Linked DNA regions of Homo sapiens: region 1 is linked to region 2. A link is a contact called in ENCODE Hi-C or POLR2A ChIA-PET data. All regions are on one chromosome and are shown on one strand. The core of a region is the stretch at or near the end of the contact, and the rest is flanking DNA. Distances in the headings are between cores, read along the strand shown. Region 1 overlaps NTN5 (netrin 5). Region 2 holds the start of HSD17B14 (hydroxysteroid 17-beta dehydrogenase 14).

Evidence for each region. A loop is a pair of places that touch in the nucleus more often than their neighbours do. ChIA-PET counts read pairs that join two places held with the same protein, here RNA polymerase II (POLR2A). Pooled maps may share reads with other maps.
Region 1: a loop to region 2 is called in a map of body of pancreas, with 3 times the contacts of the local background. The contact joins the enhancer-like site here to the promoter of HSD17B14 in region 2. A Hi-C loop is called at or near these places in 79 of 168 maps with a recorded cell type or tissue (A673, B cell, CD14-positive monocyte and 45 more), 37 of 37 single-sample maps with no recorded cell type and 49 of 50 pooled maps. POLR2A ChIA-PET finds 5 or more read pairs at or near these places in 14 of 52 experiments (A549, AG04450, B cell and 11 more).

What each region holds. Positions count from the first base shown.
Region 1 is chr19:48,657,348-48,663,767 of GRCh38, reverse strand. NTN5 (netrin 5) reads left to right here. Exons shown (of 7, transcript NM_145807.4): 5 at 1-7; 6 at 225-305; 7 at 1,727-2,361. The coding sequence ends at 2,091. It also overlaps the pseudogene SEC1P. Among named protein-coding and RNA genes, the nearest start is that of NTN5, 12 kb to the left of the region's middle. RefSeq lists an enhancer at 1-104. Within about 2 kb of position 2,792, at least 33 of the 41 ENCODE cell types and tissues checked have a DNase peak (open chromatin) inside an H3K27ac peak, as active enhancers do; they include A673, B cell, CD14-positive monocyte and 19 more, where a contact is called at or near this core.
Region 2 is chr19:48,834,785-48,841,472 of GRCh38, reverse strand. It overlaps HSD17B14 (hydroxysteroid 17-beta dehydrogenase 14), which reads left to right and starts at 4,982. Exons shown (of 9, transcript NM_016246.3): 1 at 4,982-5,149; 2 at 5,630-5,668. The coding sequence starts at 5,062. PLEKHA4 (pleckstrin homology domain containing A4) reads left to right here. Exons shown (of 20, transcript NM_020904.3): 17 at 163-324; 18 at 2,210-2,268; 19 at 3,344-3,456; 20 at 3,922-4,376. The coding sequence ends at 4,184. RefSeq lists silencers at 2,415-2,615, 4,005-4,074.

The DNA of each region.
Region 1 (6,420 bases), core at 1,543-4,042, 180 kb after region 2:
AGCTCTGGTAAGACAGTCTGGCACGGAGGTCCCTGAGTGGCAAGTGGGAATGAGGATGGGCTGACTGGGTCCCCAGATGGGGATACATGGGTCACCCATTGAGCCCAGTCCCAAAGGTTTGGGTACCCCAGCTGGCCATCAAGATGGAACGGAGGGATGGGCAGGGGCAGAAGGCTGTGGTCTAGGCCCCAGGAGCCCACTGCAGACAGCCTGACCCTCCCCAGACCCTCAGTGTCAAAACTACTGCAATATGTCGGACACCAGGGTACACATGAGCCTTCGGAGGTACTGCCAGCAGGACCATGGTGAGTGCTGGGGAGACAGACAGCTGAAGGCTACACAGCTGGTTCTGATGACTGCTTCTAAGCCACCCCCTTTCTGGCCTTCCACTTTCTCATCTTAAATGGGAAGGAGTGTTGGATTCCAAACCCCTTCCTGATCTAGAAATTGATGGGGCAGAAGACAAATGGGGAGGGGAGTGGGGAGGGGGCATTCACTACCTTCCTGTGTCTCCTCTTTCCCCATGTTCTTCGGCTTACAGAGTTTCATCATCTCCTTCAGCCTGACATCTCTGAGGGATGGAAGAGATAGGGGAACTGGTTGAGTGGAATGAACTCTTGCCCTGTCCTCCCTATCTCAGAGACCCTTTCTGCTTCCCTTCATGGTCCCAGATATTTGAGCCTTAGCCCCACTTCCCATAAAGACTTGTCCCACGGTTCCCTAATCCCCAGTCCACACCTGCTCCATGACCTTGGGGTCTATGACCTCAGGCTATTCAGCTCTCTTAAGACACTCAGGAGTTCGGCCCAGCCAACAAATCTAGACCAACGCCAGCTATTTCTCTCAATGTATAGGACCGCAGACTTCTCCCTCAGGAACCTCATCTGGTCACTAGTGTTCTAGGCCTTCACAGGTGGAAAGATTTTCCCCACCTTCCACAGGGATCTCCTGCCCCGCAGACCCAGCTGGCTAGTCAGAGTCCCACCCAGCCTCTCAGAAAGTGCATTTTTCTGGCCGGGCGCGGTGGCTCATGCTAATAATCCCAGCACTTTGTGGGGGCCGAGGTGGGCGGATCACTTGAGGTCAGGAGTTCGAGACCAGCCTGGCCAACATGGTGAAACTCCATCTCTACTAAAAATACAAAAATTAGCCAGGCGTGGTGGCAGGATCCTGTAAACCCAGCTGAGGCACAAGAATCACTTCAACCTGGGAGGCAGAGGCTGCAGTGAGTTGAGATCACACCACTGCACTCCAGACTGGGCAATAGAGTAAGATTCCGTCTCAAAAAAAAAATTTATGTTTTTCTGAATCACTATCAGTATGACCTCAGCCCTCACATTCCAGGGACCAGTCTCTTCCTTCTTCTGGTCCTCGAAATTTATCCCAGAGCCCCTCCCCCGGCAATGTGACCCCTCCTTCCCAAGAATTCCACCATTGATACCTTCTGACTCCACTGCATTAGAGACCCTGGACCTGCCTCTTCTGCCCTGTCCCCAGCCCCACCTACTATAGTTTAACTCCTTATCTCAAAGATGTTTCCTCCAGCAGGCTCTACCCCTCACGATTTAGGGTCAAACTCTCCAAGGTTCAAGGTTTCTCTCCCCACTGCGATACCAGAAGCCCACCCACCGGTCTCGGGCTCCTGCCCACTGTGACTGACCCCACGGGACCCAGAGGTACCCTGGAAGCTCCCCACGACCTGGGCTGACATCTCCCCTCCCCACAGTTCTCCGCGCGCAGGTGCTAGCGTCCGAGGCGGCGGGCCCGGCATGGCAGCGGCTGGCCGTGCGCGTGCTGGCCGTTTACAAGCAGCGGGCGCAGCCCGTGCGACGCGGCGACCAGGACGCCTGGGTGCCCCGCGCCGACCTGACCTGCGGCTGCCTGCGCCTGCAGCCAGGCACCGACTACCTGCTGCTGGGCAGCGCCGTGGGCGACCCCGACCCCACGCGCCTCATCCTCGACCGCCACGGCCTCGCGCTGCCATGGAGGCCGCGCTGGGCCCGGCCCCTGAAGCGGCTGCAGCAGGAGGAGCGCGCCGGAGGCTGCCGCGGCGTGCGGGCACCCACACCCAGTCCCAGGCCGGAGCACTAGACGTGAGATGGGGCTGCCTCGAGCACCAACAAAGTAATTTGGGAGCGACTAGGAGCTGAGCCTTCTACCTCGACGGTGCACTGCAGAGAGCCAATCAGACGTCGCAGAGCCCCGACGACACTATGCTTGCGCCCACGCCGAGCAGGCGTGCGGAACTTTTAGCAAAAGGCGGCAAGCGGGACTTCTGGTCCCAACATTTCCTCCTTTGGCCTGTGGCTTATTCCCCGCCAGTGATCTGTTTCCCCCAATAAAGTCTCAAATCTTTGGGAATTTTTGTCTACAGACCCCTGATCGATGCTGGCACACTCTCTAGAGGGAAGCGAACAAGGCCTTGAATCAATACGCGGAGCTGAAGTTAGGACCACAGCACAACGGGACCCTGACAAAGTGGCCAATCCAATAAGAACGCTCTTATGACGTCATTGGGTGCTAGTCAGATTGGTGTTGCCTGACGATAGGCCGAAGGCCAATGGGCGGGGCTTGGTTGGAAAAGGCGGGAAATCTCACAAAGGGAGGGACAGCAGTTCCAGATTTCTAGAAAATTCCAGACGTAGGAACTGTTGGTTTCTGATGGGCCTCAGGATAGGCTCTGAGAAAGGAATTGAGATACTTTGAGTGACTCATTTTTGAAAGAATAGCCAATCGGAAGCCACAGAGTGGTATGACATAACTTGGTGCTAAGCAGAATTGTATTCCCACTCAACAATTGGCCTGCACGCCAGAGGGGAGGGGCGCAAAAGGCAGGAAGCGGTAAGTACCACGGAATGGAAGGTTGCCACAGCCTGGGACCTTCCTTGCCACCCTGACCCCTGCCCCTGCACCCACAGCAAACAACATAATCTCAAATTTGGGTGATCTTTTCAGGAGAGTCACTGAGGGGGTACTCAGGGAGTCTTAGAGGAAGGGATGTGATTTAAGGTCCATTTGTTTGTTTCTAACTCTTTTTTAAAAAAATTATTTTATTTATAGTTATATTTACTTACTTATTTTTTTGAGATGGAGTTTTGCTCTTGTTGCCCAGGCTGGAGTGCAATGGCATGATCTCGGCTCACTGCAACCTCCACCTCCCCGGTTCAAGCAGTTCTCCTGCCTCAGCCTCCCAAATAGCTGGGACTACAGGTGCGTGCCACCACGCCTGGCTAATTTTGTATTTTTAGTAGAGATGGGGTTTCACCACATTGCTCAGGCTGGTCTCGAACTCCTGACCTCAGGTGATCCGCCCACCTAGGCCTCCCAAAGTGCTGGGATTACAGGCATAAGCCACTGTGCCCAGCCAAAATTTTTTATTTTATTTTATTTTAATTATTTAGTTTTTTGAGACTGGGTCTCACTCTGTTGCCCAGGCTGGAGTGCAGTGGCTCTATGGTAGCTCACTGCAGCCTTGACCTACTGGGCTCAAGCAATCCTCCCACCTCAGCCTCTCAAGTAGCCGGGACCACAGGCGCAGGCCACCATGCCTGGCTAATTTTGTTGTTGGTAGAGACGAGGTCTCGCTATGTTGCCCAGGCTGGTCTCGAACTCCTGGGCTCAAGTGATCCTTCCACCTTGGCCTGCCAAAGTGGTGGGTTTATAGGCGTGAGCCACCGCGCTGTCCTGAGGTCCATTTGGACCTGGAACAAAGTGGCCAATACAATAAGCACACTCCTATGATGTAACTGGGTGCTAGTCAGATTTGTGTTGCCTAATAATTTCCTTCTCTGAGAGAAAGCTGGGCCTCTCAGCCAATGGGGAGTCAGGATATGCCATGATGTCACAGGATACCAGGTAGGGAGAAAGGTGCCTTCCAGCAAACGTTCTGGGTTTGCTCTTGGTTAGATGGAAAAAGGCAAGAAATTGCCTCCAGGGAGACTATTTGACCCCCATGCCACCAATAAAATGTTACATAATCTGGGAGAACCTGCCCTTAGCCTCCCGATGAACCCAGGGTGGGGTCATCTCTGAAGTAGGAGTCTTTTAAGGGATTTTCTTTTCTTTTCTTTTTTAGTAGAGATGGGGTCTCACTATGATGCCCAGGCTGGTCTCGACCCCCTGAGCTCAAGCAATCCTCCTGCCTCAGCCTCCCAAAGCGTTGGGATTACAGGCATGAGCAACTGCGACCAGTCTTAAGGGATTTTCTTTTCTTTTCTTTTCTTTCTTTTCTTTCTTTCTTTTTTTTTTTTTTTTCTGAGATGGAGTCTCACTGTGTCACCCAGGCTGGAGTGCAGTGGAGTGATCTTGGCTCACTGCAGTCTCCGCCTCCCAGGTTCAAGCGATTCTCCTGCCTCAGTCTCCTGAGTAGCTGGGATCACAGGCACGAGCCACCATGCTCGGCTAATTTTTGTATTTTTAGTAGAGACGGGTTTCCCCATGTTGGCCAGGCTGGTCTCGAACTCCTGACCTCAGGTGATCCACCCGCCTCAGCCTCCCAAAGTGCTGGGATTACAGGCGTGAGCCGCCGCGCCCGGCCAAGGAATTTTCTAAGAAGGGTCCTCTGTTCCAGAAAAACTATATTCCTTATCTTTGTTATTTTCATCCTCTCTTGAAGCCAATTCAGTTGGGCATTCACTGCCCCCATACTCCACCTTCATATCCAATCCATGAGCAAATCCTGTCCACATCCACAAAATATCTCCCATAATTCAACCATTTTTACCATCTCTGTTGCTACCACCTTTGTCCAAACCACCATCACTGCTCGTCCGGATTATTACAATAGTCCCCACACTACTCTCATCACTACCCCCTGAAAGTCTTCTTCACATGGAAGCCAGGATGATCACTTTAAATCATGTCAGGACAGACATGGTGGCTCATGCCGGTAACCCCAGCACTTTGGGAAGCTGAGGTGGGAATCACTTGAAGCCAGGAGTTCAAGACCAGCAAACGTGGTAACATAGCAAAACCCCATCTCTACAAAAAAAAAAAAAAAATTAGCTGGACATGGTGGTGCATACCTGTAGTCCCAGCTACTTGGGAGGCTGAGGCAGAGGATTGCTTGAATCCAGGAGTCGGAGGCTGCAGTGAGCTATGATCGTGGCACCGCACTCCAACCTGGGCAACAGAGTGAGACCCCATCGCTAAAAATAAACTCTTTTTTTTCTTCTGCATTTTTTAATGCAGAAAAAAACAAAAAACAAAACACAAAAAATAAACTCTTGAATGGCTTCCCATCACTCTCAAAATAAAACCCAAAGTCCCTGCCCTGCCCCACAAAGCCCTGCATGATCTACCTCCACCACATCACCGACCTCACCTCTTATAAGTCTTCCTCATTCACATCACTGCAGCCACACTGGTCTTCTTCCTATTCCTTTAAAAACAAAGCACACTTGCTGGGCACGGTGGCTCACGCCTGTAATCCCAGCACTTTGGGAGGCCGAGGCGGGCAGATCATGAGGTCAGGAGATCGAGACCATCCTGGCTAACACGGTGAAACCCTGTCTCTACTAAAAATACAAAAAAATTAGCTGGGCGTGGTGATGGGCGCCTGTAGTCCCAGCTACTCTGGAGGCTGAGGCAGGAGAATGGCGTGAACCAGGGAGGTGGGGCTTGCAGTGAGCTGAGATCACACCACTGCACTCCAGCCTGGGCAATAGAGCAAGACTCCGTCTCAAAGGAAAAAAAAAAGCACACTCTGCTCCAGGACCTTTGCACTTGCTGTTCTCTTCCTGGAACACACCTTTTCATGTTATGGCAAGCCAGTTTCCTTACTTCATTGAGACCTTCCATTAGGCAGCTTAGGCTAGCTCTGTTGGCTCTATGGAGTTTATTGAGTTCTGGCTGGGTGTGGTGGCTCATGCCTGTAATCTCAGCACTTTAGGAGGCTGAGGCTGGTGATCACTTGAGCCCAGGTCTAGACCAGCGTGGGCACCATGGTGATACTCCATCTCTACAAAAAATACAAAAATTAGCTGGGCATTGTGGTGTGTGCCTGCCTGTAGTCCTCATACTTGGGAGGCTGAGGCAGGAGAATTGTTTGAGTCCAGGAGGTCCAGACTGCAGGGAACTATGATTGGGCCACAATACTCCAAACTGGTTGACAGAGCAAGACCTTGTCTCAAAAAAAAAAAAAAAAAAAAAAGAAGAAGAAGAAAGAAAGAAAAGAAAAAGAAAAAGAAAACACAAAGTTTCTTTCTTGTTCATATACATGTTCCATGCAAGTTGGCAAAGGTTGGTTTTCCACACAGTCAAGGACCCAGGCTGAGAGATGTTCACCACCTTGTAGCACCACCCGTAACCCAGGGCATCCTTGATCACTGAGACAAGGAAAGAGGAAAAGCACTGAATGGTCTTATGCAAGCAAAACAGCTTTGGTCCAGGAACGACTCCCGGCCCTTCCAATCACAGCTC
Region 2 (6,688 bases), core at 3,733-6,232:
GTATTTTTAGTAGAGATGGTATTTCGCCAAGTTGGCCAGGCTGGTCTTCAACTCCTGACCTCAAGTGATCCTCTCTACTCAGCCTCCCAAAAGTGCTGGGATTACACGAGCCACTGTGCCTGGCCTAAAGGTTGGGTCTTGGGACGTTTCTCGCCTCCCTAGGCCCCGGTGGCCCGGCCCCGGATGAGTGCCCAGGAGCAGCTGGAGCGGATGCGCAGAAACCAGGAATGTGGACGGCCCTTCCCTCGCCCGACCTCCCCCCGGCTTCTCACCCTGGGAAGGACACTGTCCCCAGCCAGACGCCAGCCTGACGTGGAGCAAAGGGTGAGGGGAGGAGGGCTGGGGCTGGGCGGTGGGGTGGTAGTAGGTCCTCTTCGCCTACTTTGAGTCCCTTTCTGTAAAATGGAGATAATCACTACCTCCTTCCTCCAAACTGGATTTCCGAATTTACCCCAGTTTGTACTTGTGCTAGAGTCAGCTTCCTCGCCTGGATAGTGGTGGGTGGACAGGAGTGGCAGTGAGGGGAGGACAGTGGGTGGGGGCGGGGGTCACACATCTGGATTGGAAGCCTAGTTTTTCTTCTCAGTTGCTATGTGTTGTCAATAGCAAGAAAGCAAAAAAGAAAATGTAAGCCAGGAAGAAAATTGATTTTATTCATGCCCTTTCAATAGGAAGAACGTCCCAGATCTGAACATCAGAGTGTCTCAGATATCTCAGGATGGTTTCCCCTTAGACGTTTTCCTTTTTCGGCCGGGCATGGTGGCTCACGCCTGTAATCCCAGCAATTTGGGAGGCCAAGGAGGGCGGATCACCTGAGGTCGGGAGTTCAAGACCAGCCTGACCAACATGGAGAAACCCCGTCTCTACTAAAAATAGAAAATTAGCTGGGCATGGTAGCACATGTCTGTAATCCCAGCTCCTTGGGAGGCTGAGGCAGGAGAATCGCTTGAACCCAGGAGGTGGAGGTTGTGGTGAGCTAAGATTTTGCCATTGCACTCCAGCTTGAGCAACAAGAGTGAAACTCTGTCTCAAAAAAAAAAAAAAAAAAGATGTTTTCTTTTTTTTTCAGGGACAAGGTCGCCCAGGCTAGAGTGCAGTGGTGCGATCTCCACTCACTGCAACCTCCACCTCCTGGGTTCAAGTGATTTTCATGCCTCAGCCTCCCGAGTAGCTAGGACTACAGGGATATGCCACTACATCCAGCCAATTTTTGTATTTTTAGTAGAGACAGATTTTTACCACGTTGGCCAGGCTGGTGTCGAGCTCCTGAGCTCAAGTGATCCTCCTGCCTTGGAAGGAGGTGCTAAGAATATAGGTGTGAGCTACTGCACCTAACCTCCCCTTAGATTTTTTTTTTCTTTTTTTGAGACAGAGTCTCCCTTTGTTGCCCATGATGGAGTATAGTGGTGGAATCTCGACTCACTGCGACCCCTGTCTCCCAGGTTCAAACGATTCTCCTGCCTTAGCCTCCCAAGTGGCTGGGATTACAGGCCCATGCCACCACACCCTGCTAATTTTTTTTTTTTTGTATTTTTAGTAGAGACGGGGTTTACACCATATTGACCAGGCTGTTCTTAAACTCCTGACCTCAAGTGATCTGCTCACCTCGGCCTCCCAAAGTGCTGGGATTACAGGTGTGAGCCACCAGACCCGGCCCCTTAGACTTTTATAGAAAGGATTTAGACAAGTCACAGGTGGTGGTGGTGGAGGTGGGATTTCTGAACTCATGTGCTGCTTTATAGGAACACAGGTAAAGTTAAACATTGTCAGTCACTGGGTGCTATGGCTCACCCCTGTAATACCAGTACTTTGGGAGGCCGAGGCAGGAGTAAGAGACCAGCCTGGGCAACATAGCAAGACTCTGTCTCTACTAAAAATAAAAATAAAAATAATTAGCCAGGCATGGTGGTGCGAGCCTGTAGTTCTATTTACTCAGGAGGCTGAAGCAGGATTAGTCCAAGCCTGGGAAGTCGAGACTACAGTGAGTTATGATCACACCACTGTACTCCATCCTTTCTAAAAAATGAATAAATAAAATAAATTAATTTTTAAAAATTCAGTGCCTACAGAAGCATAGGAAAAACAAAACAAAACATTGCCAGTGTTTTTGGGCAATTTCATTCTCTTTTGGAGCCCCCTTCACTTCACCCTCAAAATGAGAACGTGGGGCTTCCAGGTGAGGAGTTCTAATGCCCCAATTCCTTTCCAGCCTGTCGTAGGACACTCGGGAGCCCAGAAATGGCTCAGAAGCTCTGGGTCCTGGAGTAGGTAAGGAACTGGAGGGCGTATCAAGGGAGCAGGAAAAAAAAATTTGCAAAAGCAAAGGGGAGTAGCATTATTATTAAAGTCTCCTGAATATGGAAGTACAAATCGCAACCCTTCTAGAGATGCTTAAGTTCCCGGGGCATCTGCAACAAAACCAGAAAGCCCTAGATCCGTAGTGATATCTTTAGTTCCTCAAATTCCCTTGGTCAATAGCAGATCCTACTTCTGCATCAAGGAAATTGGGTGATAGTGACGCGCGAGTGGACTACAAATCCCGTAATGCATGTGGGCGGTATGAGGGCGGTGCCATGTTTAACGTATTTTAGAGACACGTGCTAGGAACTACAACTCCCAGAAAGGCACGTGCGGTACCCGGGTCCCCACTGTGCCAGCTGTTTATTTTTTATTTTTATTTTTATTTTTTACTTTTTTTTTTTTTTTGAGACGGAGTCTTGCTCTGTCTCCCAGGCTGGAGTGCAATGGCGTGATCTCAGTTCACTGCAACCTCCGCCTTCTGGGTTCAAATGATTCTCCTTCCTCAGCCTCCCTAGTAGCTGGAATTACAGGCACCCACCACCATGCCTGGCTAACTTTTTTGTATTTTTTGGTAGAGACTGGGTTTCACCATGTTGGCCAGGGTGGTCTCGAACTCCTGACCTCAAGTGATCCGCCCGCCTCGGCCTCCCAAGGTGCTGGGATTACAGGGATAAGCTGTCGCACCTGGCCTGCTTTTTTTTTTTTTTTTTTAATTTTTAATTTTTGTTGGTACATACTAGGTATACATATATTTACGAGATAATTGAGATGTTTTGATACAGGCAGGCAATGTGAAATAAGCACATCATCGGGAATAGGGTATCCATCCCCTTTCAAGGATTTACCCTTTGATGTATAAACAATCTAGTTACACCCTTTAATTTATTTAAAAATGTACAATTAAATTATTATTGACTATAGTCATTCTGTTGTGCTATCTAATAGTAGGTCTTATTCATCCTTTTCTTTTTGTACCAATTAACCATCCCCCACCTCTCCCCCATGTACACACCCCCACCCCCAATCTTCTTTTTTTTTCTAGTCCAAGGAACACCACCCCTTACTTGCCGACTTCCGAAGGTCACCGGGAGCGGGTTCTCAGCCTCTCCCAAGCCCTGGCTACTGAGGCGTCGCAGTGGCACAGAATGATGACAGGTGACTGGCTGGGGATGTTGGACTTCTGGGTTTTAGGGAGGAGAGAGCTGGAGACCTGGAATCCCAGGTCCTGGAGAGGAGGGGTCTGGGGGCCGGTGAGAATTTTTTATCTTGGTGAGTAAAGAGTTGGGCAGGGTTTGGGAGTTTTAGGTCTCAGGCAAGAGGTGACTGGGGTCCGGGACACTTGGGAGGAGGGGAGGAAGAGGTCAGGGGGCGGGGAGAGGGCCGACAACTGAGTCTCAAAGAGGACTGGACTGGCGTATCCAGACTCCTGGATCTGAGGGAGGAGGGGCTGGGGGCCTGGACTCCTGGGTCTGAGGGAGGAGGGGCTGGGGGCCTGGACTCCTGGGTCTGATGGAGGAGGGGCTGGGAATCCGGAGTCCTGGGTCTGAGGGAGGAGGGGCTGGGAATCCGGGGTCCTAGCGCTGAGGTTTGCCATTCTCATGTCCCACTCATCCTCTCCAGGTGGAAATTTGGACTCCCAGGGAGACCCTCTTCCCGGTGTGCCGCTGCCTCCTTCGGACCCCACGCGCCAGGAGACCCCTCCCCCCAGATCTCCCCCGGTGGCTAATTCGGGTTCCACGGGGTTCTCTCGCCGAGGGAGTGGGCGTGGAGGAGGTCCCACCCCCTGGGGGCCCGCGTGGGATGCCGGGATCGCCCCTCCGGTCCTGCCACAAGACGAGGGGGCATGGCCTCTGCGAGTCACTCTGCTACAATCCAGCTTCTAATCCGCCCAAAAGCGGCAGCCAATCGGAGCGCGAGGACGTGGTCTGGAGGTACCGCCGGAGATCTGGGACCACTCAGGGCATCAGGGGGCGTGGTCTGGTCCCCATTGCGGGCCCGGGAGGGGAATGGTTTCTATGGCCAAAGTTTGGTTTTCTCAACACTGTCTAAATTTGGATTAAAACTTTGAACTTTTAGTCAATAGCTTTCTTTCTGTCTGTCTGGGGTTGTGGCACTGGTGTCTCTGAGGGGCAGAGCTGGAGTCGTGGACTCCTGGGTCCTGAGAGAGGAAGGGACAGGGGGCTTGGACTTATAGGTCTCTGGGAAGAAGGGATAGAGAACCTGATCCCTCGGTCTGAGAGTGGAGGGGGCTGGGCCAGGATTCCCGGGTCTGAGGGAGGAAGGGGTGGGACCCTGACTCCTGGGTCTGAGGGAGGAGGGACTGGGAGGCTGGACTCCCGGGTCTGAGGGAGGAGGGGCTGGGACCCTGACTCCTGGGTCTGAGGGAGGAGGGGCTGGGAGGCTGGACTCCCGGGTCTGAGGGAGGAGGGGCTGGGAGGCTGGACTCCCGAGTCTGAGGGAGGAGGGGCTGGGGGCCTGGACTCCCGAGTCTGAGGGAGGAGGGACTGAGGCTTCTGGATTCCTGGGTCTGTGGGAGGAGGGACTGGGGCTCCTGGATTCCTGGGTCTGTGGGAAGAGAGGAGTGTCTGAGGGAGGAGGGGCTGGGGACAAACTTCCAGGTCTCTAGCCTTCCTGGCAACGCCCCCCGAGGCCGGACTTCCAGGATCCAGCCTCTATTGAGGATTTGATGCGACGGCCTCACGGGGCTTTGGAGGTGAAAGAGGCCCAGAGTAGAGAGAGAGAGAGACCGACGTACACGGGATGGCTACGGGAACGCGCTATGCCGGGAAGGTGGTGGTCGTGACCGGGGGCGGGCGCGGCATCGGAGCTGGGATCGTGCGCGCCTTCGGTGAGCCGGGTCTGACTGCTGGGAGCTGTGGAGTGTGAGAAAGGAAGGATGGGGGCGGGGTGATGGGGGCGGAAAATAGGGACTCCAGTACTGCAGCCAGGATTCTGATATTATAAAAGCCAATTTGCAGGCTAAAGTAAGCGTGTGGCGCTGTAGGCTAGGGCTGAGTCTGGCAGGGTCTCCGAAGGCAGTGGCCCCTTTCTCTGGGTCTGTTGGTGTAGCTACAAAACCAGTGGTTTGAGGAATGGCTCTGTCAGTCGTGGAGTTTGCTCCGGAAGCCACGAACGGGGGTTCAGGAGCCTCAGCAGAAACAAGGCAAGGAGAGTATGTGTCAAGGCGTCTGCCCTCTGTCCTATGGGTGATCATGAGACTGGGGTCACGAGGGGAGAGGGAGATCAGCCCCAATCCAGGTGGCCACAAGAGGGCGGCAGAGGCTTTAACCAAGGCTCGGAGAGTAACCTGTTCCCTTCCTATTCTCAGTGAACAGCGGGGCCCGAGTGGTTATCTGCGACAAGGATGGTGAGTGACGGTCCCTCAGCCCTCACCTTGGCCCTTCCTCCCTCAGACCCAGAGGTCCAGACCCCTAGCACCTCCTCCCTCAGACCCCGGAGTCCAGGCCCCCAGGCCCTACTTCCTCAGACCCAGGAGTCCAGACCTCAGCCCCTCCTCCCTCAGACCTAGGAGTCCAGGCCCCCAGCCCCTCTGCCCTCAGACCCAGGAGTCCAGGTCCCCAGCCCCTCCTCCCTCAGACCCAGAAGTCCAGGCTCCGGCACCTCCTCCCTCAGACCCAGGAATCCAAGTCCCCAACCCCTCCTCCTTCAGACCCAGGGGTCCAGGCTCCCAGCCCCTCTTCCCTCAGACCCAGGAGTCCAGGCTCTGGCACCTCCTCCCTCAGACCCAGGAGTCCAGGCCCCCAGGCCCTACTTTCTCAGACCCAGGAGTCCAGACCTCAGCCCCTCCTCCCTCAGACCCAGGAGTCCAGGCTCCCAGCCCCTCCTCCCTCAGACCCAGGAGTCCAGGCCCCCATCCCCTCCTCCCTCAGACCCAGGAGTCCAGGCCCCCAGCCCCTCCTCCCTCAGACCCAGGAGTCCAGGCTCCCAGCACCTCCTCCCTCAGACCCAGGAGTCCAGGCCCCCAGGCCCTACTTCCTCGGACCCAGGAGTCCAGACCTCAGCCCCTCCTCCCTCAGACCCAGGAGTCCAGGCCCCCAGCCCCTCCTCCCTCAGACCCAGGAGTCCAGGCTCCCAGCACCTCCTCCCTCAGACCCAGGAGTCCAGGCCCCCAGGCCCTACTTCCTCGGACCCAGGAGTCCAGACCTCAGCCCCTCCTCCCTCAGACCCAGGAGTCCAGGCCCCCAGCCCCTCCTCCCTCAGACCCAGGAGTCCAGGCTCCCAGCCCTTCCTCCCTCAGACCCAGGAGTCCAGGCCCCCAGGCCCTACTTCCTCGGACCCAGGAGTCCAGACCTCAGCCCCTCCTCCCTCAGACCCAGGAGTCCAGGCCCCCAGCCCCTCCTCCCTCAGACCCAGGAGTCCAGGCTCC